Regions from separate parts of the Homo sapiens genome. Here region 2 is linked to region 1. The links are chromatin contacts, found by Hi-C or POLR2A ChIA-PET in ENCODE. All regions are on one chromosome and are shown on one strand. The core of a region is the stretch at or near the end of the contact, and the rest is flanking DNA. Distances in the headings are between cores, read along the strand shown. Region 1 overlaps FBXL20 (F-box and leucine rich repeat protein 20). Region 2 overlaps CDK12 (cyclin dependent kinase 12).

Region 1 (4,268 bases), core at 634-3,133:
GGCAAATTCTGATAGTCAGCAACTATAGTAATCGGAATTGTAAGGAAGAGCCCAGGTAGCTCACGCCTGTAATCCCAGCACTTTGCGAGGCTGAGGCAGGCAGATTGCTTGAGCCCAGACATTTGAGACCAGCCTGGCAACATAGGGAGACCCTATCTCTACAAAAAAATTAAAAAATTAGCCAGGTGTGGTGGCACACACCTGTAGTCCAAGCTACTCAGAAGGCTGAGGTGGAAGGATTGCTTGAGCCCTGTAGTTGGAGGTTGCTGTGAGCTGTGATCATGCCACTAATAGTCCAGTCTGAGTGACAGAGTGAGACTTCACCTCAAAAAAAAAAAAAAAGGAACTTATCACTTTTTTCTTTGCCATGAGCAACTCTCACTCCAAGGCAAATACATTTGTAATTTTTAAGGCAAGAGAAAAAAGCTAAAGGTGTACTGTTGGCCAGGCACGTGGCTCACACCTGTATTCCCAGCACTTTGGGAGGCCAAGCCAGGTGGATTGCTTGAGCCCAGGAATTCGAGACCAACCTGGCCAACATGGCAAAACCCCATCTCTACAAAAAAAATACAAAAATTAGCTGAGTGTGGTGGCACATGTCTGTAGTCCCAACTACTAGGGAGGCTGAGGTGGAACAATCACTTGAGCCCGGGAGGTGAAGGTGAGCAAAAATCACACCACCGCATTCCAGCCTGGGTAACACAGCAAGACTCTGTCCCAAAAATTAGGCCATGGCAGTGGCTTACGCCTGTAATCCCAGCACTTTGGGAGGCCGAGGCAGGCAGATCACCTGAGGTCAGGAGTTTGAGACCAGCCTGGTCAACATGGCAAAAACCCATCTCTACTAAAAATACAAAAATTACCAGCCTGGCCAACATAGTGAAACCCCATCCCTACTAAAAATACAAAAAAATCAGCCAGGTGTGGTGACGGGCGCTTGTAATCCCAGCTACTTGGGAGGCTGAGGCAAGAAGAATCGCTTGAACCTGGGAGGCGGAGGTTGCAGTGAGCCGAGATCGTGCCTCTGCACTCCAGCCCAGGCAACAGTGCAAGACTCCGTCTCAAAAAAAAAAAAAAAAAATTAGCCGGGCATGGTGACACACACTTGCAATCCTAGATACTCAGGAGGCAGAGGTAGGAGAATTGTTTGAACCCGGGAAGCAGGGTTGCAGTGAGCCGAGATAGCGTCACTGCACTCTAGCCTGGGCGACACAGTGAGACTCTGTCTCAAAAAAAAAAAAAAAAAAAAAGTAGCTGGGTGTGGCGTGTAATCCCAGCAATGCAGAAGGCTGAGGCAGGAGAATCGCTTGAGCCTAGGAGGTGGAGGTTGGCTGCAGTGAGTGCAGATCTCACCACTACCCTTGAGCCTGGGTGACAGAGTAAGACTTTGCCTCAAAATAAATAAATAAATAAATAAATAACAAAATAAAGATGTACTGTTAACATTCTAGGTGCCTGAATAGTTTCAGCAAATTATCTGAGTAGAATTCAGGGGTTTTGGGGTAGACACAAAAAAGCTGATAGTTTGAACAAGACAAAACGCTAAATATAGATGCTACTTGAAAATAATTTGACGAGTATATATTGCTCATCATCTTATTTATTTTTTTGAGACAAGGTCTCACTCTGTTGCCCGAGCTGGAGTGCTGTGGCATGATTTCAGCTCACTGCACCTCAAGCTCCCAAGCTCAACTGATCTTCCCACCTCAGCCTCCCAAGAAGCTGGGACTACAGGCACACACCACCAAACCCAGCTAATTTTTGCACCTTTTGTAGAGACGGGGTTTTGTCATGTTGCCTAGGCTGGTCTCAAACTCCTGGACTCAAGCAGTCTGCCTGCTTCAGCCTCCCAAAGTGCTGGGATTACAGGCATGAGCCACCGTGCCCAGCTTGACTGCAATTTTAAATACTAAACTTGTGAATCATTTACATTTTAAAAGTAGACAGTTTTTTTAAGTATGTAAGAAAGGGGTGGAGCTACAGTTAGTTCATCTGGAATTCTGCATAAGCTAGCTACCTCCTATCTTATCTATGCCAAGGCCCCTAGGAATGAGTATTGTTAAGCACGTCAAAAGTCATCTGTGTGTTTACTTTGTCACTAGGGTTGTGGTAGAAAAACAATACTGGTCTTGATGACTGAAGCTCTTAAAATAGCTCTTAAAAATTTTAATGAAATGAATTACTAAAACAGAAGAGTTGTGAGAAGGGATGTTTACCAAGCAAGTCTGCAAGTTCAAAGTCACCAGTTCAGGGCAGTGTGCACCTATGTACTTGAGAGCTTCATCTTCTAGCTAGAAAGATTAAAAAGTAAGAAAAAAATGATTATTGACATTGTCTCAAAGGAAAGAGATTTAAGAATGTACACATTCATTCATACATTCTAATACAGCCAACCAAGTTTCGAAGGAACAATGAATCAGAAAATACGCTATGATCATATAACAGTATAATTCTTATTATGATTCTCAGTATTTTTAAAATCAGCTTTGACCACATTCAAATTCACATAATCATCAAATCAAGAACAAAGATGAAGTAAACACTGCCTAGTTTTTATGGGTTTTACTTCTGATAAATTAAATATACCTGACAGCATTTTACTGAGGGCCCATGAAACTAAAATAATTTTCAAACTTCTACACACCCCTTATAAAGTTTTTTATAAACAAACTTTGAGGAAATACAGCCAAGAAAGGAATCCAGTGTTCATCTCCCACTGGAAGATAGGTGCCATGCTTACAGTGCTGAGAACAGATGGTAAGTAACTGATTATAATGATACATTCCAATCAGTATTTTTCAGGATTCCTTAAATAACCAGAAGCTCAAGCTGTTGTTTTAAGGCAGTCATACATCTGAAATTCTCTTTCAAACAATGGAACCCCTCTCATCGTGATAAAAGAATCAGGGCACTTTTAATGGAATCCAAGTTATGGTTTTAGTAACCATTAATAAAATAAAGTAGAGCCTAGCCTTAGTTTGTCAGCCACAATTTAAATCCACTCATTTCTTTCCAGAGGCTAACTAATCAATTCTTTTTTTCACTATAAAACACTGAGATAGTAAAATTTTTAATGACAAAATATGTTGGATTTGTAATGTGACTGGCAGGAAATAAGCATCAATACTATAAAATGCAGGTTGCTGTACACTTGGCATATTTAAGAAACACTGGTGGTTAAAAAACAAGTGGAAATTGCTAAGACTGCCTTCTTTGCCTATCCAGTTCAAAGTATCAGGCAGTGACAACAAGCCAAGTTTTCTTTTCAGCACAAATTAAACTGCATGGAACTCTTCTTGACCATGGTGTATCTTTAATATAATCTTAATTTACACTTTGTCTCCCTCCTCCTCAAGTTTATTTTTGGTCAGATGTTAATTCTTCTCATTCTTTTATCCTAAGGAAAACACTTTAATTTTTGGTAAGCATTTGTCTTTTGTCAATAATACACACAACTAACCTTTCCCTCCAGACAAACATCTTGGGGCTGTCTATAAAGAGCTCATGATTCATTCACGATTCTTCCGAATTTCACGAGCCCTACATGGAGTATTACCTGCGTGCAGCCTTTTAAGAATAAGGCCTTGAGACCCCCACAGCCCCTCACTAGTGCTTGAATGCCATCCTTGGTTACTTGGTCACACCAGGAAATGTTCAACTGCTCCAACAGTGGACATCCCTCACTTAGGATAAAACAAAATAAGAGAAACATATCACTAAATCCAATTCCAAAAACACCAACGTCTCAATTTATTGGCTATTTAGTAAAGGAATGGAAACATTCCCATTTTTTCCCACAAGAAAAAACATATTTACCTAATGTATATTTAGATTTATCGATGTGGTATTCACATGGGACTATACCATTAGCAGGAACATCTAAAATCCAGCTTAACCAACAAACACAAAGCATTATAATGTTTTTCAGATTTATATTCCTTTTGTACTTATCACATATCTCAAAGCTCTCTAGACAAAAAATGGAAATTAAGTGATTTATTCTAGTTTACAGAGTAATTAATAAAGAGCTCTGATTCAAAACGAGATTCTCCATCGAGCAATGCTATTACTGGTTGAGTATCCCTTATCTTAAATGCTTGGTACCAGCAGTGTTTCAGATTTCAGATTTTGCAATATTTGCATTATACTTACATAGCTGAGTATCCCATATCTGAAAATCTGAAGTGCCCCAGTGAGCAGTTCCTTTGAGTGTCACATTGATACTCAAAAAGTTTGGGATTTTGAAGCATTTCAGATTTTCTTTTCTT
Region 2 (4,457 bases), core at 653-3,152, 210 kb after region 1:
AGGACATAACCTATCAAATACTCATTCTGTCTTGAAATAAACATGCTAAAAATGTAATATTTTAGAAGCAGTATACATTTTTCATACATGTTCAATATCCCTAATCCAAAAATCTAGAAATCCTCCAAAATCAGGAACATTTTTAGCGCTGACATGATACTCAAAGGAAATGCTCATTGGAGCATTTCAGTATTCAGATTTTTGCATTGAATATGCTCATCCAGTATAATGCAAATAATCCAAAATCTAAAAATTTTAAAAATTTGAAACACTCAGGCCGGGTGCGGTGGCTCACGCCTGTAATCCCAGAACTTTGGGAGGCCGAGGCGGGCGGATCACGAGGTCAGGAGATCGAGACCATCCTGGCTAACATGGTGAAACCCCGTCTCTACTAAAAATACAAAAAATTAGCCAGGCGTGATGGTGGGTGCCTGTGGTCCCAGCTACTCGGGAGGCTGAGGCAGGAGAATGGCGTGAACCCAGGAGGCGGAGCTTGCAGTGAGCTGAGATCGCGCCACTGCAGTCCAGCCTGGGCGACAGGGCGAGACTCTGTCTCAAAAAAAAAAAAAAAAAAAGTTCAGACACTCTGGTTTGAGGCATTGTGGATAAGAGAGTACCTAATCTGTATTAGTACTTTATTTGAGCTCATAAAGTAAACATTGGAGAAAACAAAAATATGAAACACAGATTGGCTGGGCATGGTGGCTGATGCCTGTGATCCCAGCACTTTAGGAGGCCAAGCTGGAGGATTGCTTCAGGTGGGAGTTTGAGACCAGAGCTTAGGCATCCCCCCCCTTTTTTTTTTTTTTTTTTTTTTGGGAAACAGAGTCTCACTCTGTCGCCAGGCTGGAGTGCAGTGGCTCAATCTCAGCTCACTAATCTCCACCTCCCGGGTTCAGGTGATTCCCCTGCCTCAGCCTCCTGAGTAGCTGGGACTAACAGGCGGGTGCCACCACGCCTGGCTAATTTTTTTTGTATTTTGGTAGAGACAGGGTTTCACAATGTTTGCCAGGATGGTCTTGATCTCCTGACCTCATGATCCCCGGCCTCGGCCCCCTAAAGTGCTGGGATTATAGGCATGAGCCACTGTGCCTGGCCCCTGTCTCTTAAAAAAAAAAAAAGCAGCTGTGGTGGTATGCACCTGTAGTCTCAGCTGCTTGGAATGTTGTAGTGGGTAGATCACTTGAGCCTCGAGGCTGCAGTCAGCTATGATTGCACCACTACAGTCCAGCTTGGGTGACACAGCAAGATCCTGTCTCCAAACAGACAAAAAACCATAGACTGAATTTATTTGAAATGATGATGACACAATTAAAATACCTTAATTTTTCTTTTTTCTTTTTCTTTTTTTTTTTTTGAGACAGAGTCTTGCTCTGTCGCCCAGGCTGGAGTGCAGTGGGGTGATCTTGGCTCACTGCAACCTCTGCCTCCTGGGTTGAAGCGATTCTCCTTCCTCAGGTTCCCAAGTAGCTGGGATTTTGGGAGTGCACCACCATGCCCAGCTAATTTTTGTACTTTTAGTAGAGATGCGGTTTCACCATGTTGGCTAGGCTGGTCTTGAACTCCTGACTTCAGGTGATCCGCCCGCTTGGCCTCCCAAAGTGCTGGGATTACAGACATGAGCCACTGCACCCTGCCTCTTTTTTTTTTTTTTTTTTTTTTCTGTGAAACAGAATCTTGCTCTGTCACTTAGACTGGAGTGCAGTGGCACAATCATGGCTCACTGCAACCTTGGCCTCCTTCCCTGGCTCAAGTGATCCTCTCGCTTCAGCCTCGATAGTAGCTGGGACCAGAAGTGCATGCCACCACTCCCAGCTAACTTTGTTTATTTTTTTTAGAGATAAGGTCTCACTATGTTGCTCAGGCTGGTCTTGAACTCCTGGGCTCAAGCAATCTTCCTGCCTTGGCTCCCAAAGTAGTGGGATTACAGGCATGAGTCACCATGCTCAGCCTGATTTTTCTTGTTCTTCTAGTGAAGCCAAACCAAGAAGAAATCTGTTTTGAATAATGAGGAATTGAGATTTGTAAAGAATATTCCGACAGTGGTTGAGAAATTACAAGTTTTTTTTCGCTGAACATCTTAAAAATTAGAATAATTTAAAAAATCTATGTTGGTGGGGTGCGGTGGCTCATGTCTGTAATCCCAGCACTTTGGGAGGCTGAGGTGGGCAGATCATGAGGTCAGGAGTTCGAGTCCAGCCTGGCCAATATGGTGAAACCCCATCTCTACTAAAAATACAAAAAACTAGCCGGGCGTAGTGGCACACGCCTGTAGTCCCAGCTACTTGGGAGGCTGAGGTAGCAGAATCACTTGAACCCAGGAGGCAGAGGTTGCAGTGAGCCAAGATTGCACCACTGTACTCCAACCTGGGCAATAGAGGGAGACTCCGTCTCAAAAAAAAAGAATCTATATTACATTGTGACTCAAAGAGTTTTCTGATAATAAGTTTTGTTTCTAGGATGGAAAAATCTGAGTGCAGATTATAATAATGTTGCATGTTCATCTCTCCCAGTATTTCAACAGAAAGTTTCAGATGATCATTATCTACTCCACTGACTATCCCAGTTCTGGTTGATGTGGTACAAACTAACCTATATTGTATTGTTCTGTCTGATTTACAAGGGATTAAAACGATAAAAATTGGCAGGAGTCAATAGCTGTTGAGATTTATGTTCTTATATTTTGAGTAAATGACATTCTTTTATGGAAAATTCACACACAAGGGTTAACAGTATTCTTTAAAAAGATACATTGCAAGAGATAGATCTTTGTGGTCTAGGAAATATTCATGCAAAGCACCAATATTTTCCTTTATAACTACCTGTCATAAAAATAGAGAAGATTGCCTGTGGTTAAGGTTCTCAGATCTTTTTCAACCATCTGATACTGTGAAGGAATAGAGAAGACCTATCTGGCCTGATTTTATTTGTAGACATGAGTTAGTCTGTTGTACTATAGATGTCTTATTTTTTCTGAGGATGTGCATGACACAATTTTTTTTTTTTTTTTTTTTTTTTTTTGAGATAAAGTCTTGCCCTGTCACCCAGGCTGGAGTGCAGTGGCACGATCTCGGCTTACTGCAACCTTGACCTCCCCAGTTCAAGCAATTCTCATGCCTCACAAGTAGCTGGAACTACAGGCACATGCCACCATGCCCAGCTAATTTTTGTATCTTTATTTAATAGAGATGAGGTTTCACCATGTTGGCCAGGTTGGTCTTGAACTCCTGGGCTCAACTGATCCGCCTGCCTTGGCCTCCCAAAGTGTTGGTATTACGGGCATGAGCCACCACACCTGGCTCTTGGCACAAAATTTCTCTACCACTTATTAATAAATTGAGATAGGCAAAAAATTGTATCTGGGCCATACGTGGTAGGAGGCGAGGCAAGAGCATCACTTGGGGAGGTCCAGGATTTTGTGACTAGCCTGGGCAATATGGCAAGACCTTGTCTCTACAAAAAATTTCAAGAATTAGCTGGGTGTGTTGGTGTGTGCCGTGGTCCCAGCTTCTTAGGAGGCTAAGGTGAAAGTGTTGCTTGAGCCCGGGAAATTGAGGCTGCAGTGAGCCATGATTGTGTCATTGCATTCCAGCCTGGGCAACAAAGTGAGTCCCTGTCTCAAAAAAAAAAAAAGATTGAAAACTGACTTTTCTGATCTATTCCTGGAAACCTATCTTTCTACAAAACCCCACTGACTACTATAATTTACTGATTACTGGGAGAGGCTTCTGCCACCAGGTGCCTTAATAATTCTGAAATAGTTGCTTGGACCCTTTTTCTTTAGATTTTTAGTTTGATGATTGTCTATTTTGGCTGGTCAGGTTTGCCTTCTGCTTTGAAGTGAACGGAATGATTCAGTATATTTTTTATTAGTTTTGACTTACAACTTAGCTATATTTCTATTTTTTTGTAAATATCTTCGGCAATTTATATTTTTTACAGGGAAAGCATTCTAAAATACTATTTCTTTTTTCCAAGATTTTTGCACCTCTTTAGCGATAGAGTAGTATTAAATTGTTGAGCTCTTCTTGTTTGTTAAATCTTTGCTAAAATGTAGAGTAAATTCGATGAACTCCACGAGTTGCAGTGATACTTTGTGAATTTAAGAAAATTACTTCCTGCATTTTATTTCTATTTTTAAATTTTTTATTTTTCGAGACAGAGCTGCCCTTTGTTGCCCAGGGTGGAGTGCAATGGCATGGTGATGGCTCACTGTAGCTTTGACTTCCTGGGCTCAAATGATGCTCCCACCCCAGGACTGCCGGTTGCCATCTGCCCCCAAGTAGCTGGAAACACACACTTATACCACCATGTCCAGCTAATTATTTTTGAGACAGAGTCTTGTCACCCAGGCTGGAGTGCAGTCGTGCGATCTCAGCTCACTGCAACCTCCTCCTCCTAGGCTCAAGCAATTCTCCTGCCTCAGCCTCTCGAGTAGCTGGAATTACACCACCACA

Evidence for each region. A loop is a pair of places that touch in the nucleus more often than their neighbours do. ChIA-PET counts read pairs that join two places held with the same protein, here RNA polymerase II (POLR2A). Pooled maps may share reads with other maps.
Region 2: POLR2A ChIA-PET joins it to region 1 with 11 read pairs in BJ. The contact joins two enhancer-like sites. A Hi-C loop is called at or near these places in 1 of 168 maps with a recorded cell type or tissue (IMR-90) and 4 of 50 pooled maps. POLR2A ChIA-PET finds 5 or more read pairs at or near these places in 6 of 52 experiments (BJ, T-cell, activated CD4-positive, alpha-beta T cell and 3 more).

What each region holds. Positions count from the first base shown.
Region 1 is chr17:39,279,173-39,283,440 of GRCh38, forward strand. FBXL20 (F-box and leucine rich repeat protein 20) reads right to left here. Exons shown (of 15, transcript NM_032875.3): 8 at 3,557-3,683; 9 at 2,217-2,291. Among named protein-coding and RNA genes, the nearest start is that of MIR548BC, 16 kb to the right of the region's middle. Within about 2 kb of position 1,884, at least 2 of the 41 ENCODE cell types and tissues checked have a DNase peak (open chromatin) inside an H3K27ac peak, as active enhancers do.
Region 2 is chr17:39,484,614-39,489,070 of GRCh38, forward strand. The region is part of intron 2 of CDK12 (cyclin dependent kinase 12); the gene reads left to right. Among named protein-coding and RNA genes, the nearest start is that of CDK12, 25 kb to the left of the region's middle. Within about 2 kb of position 1,903, at least 3 of the 41 ENCODE cell types and tissues checked have a DNase peak (open chromatin) inside an H3K27ac peak, as active enhancers do.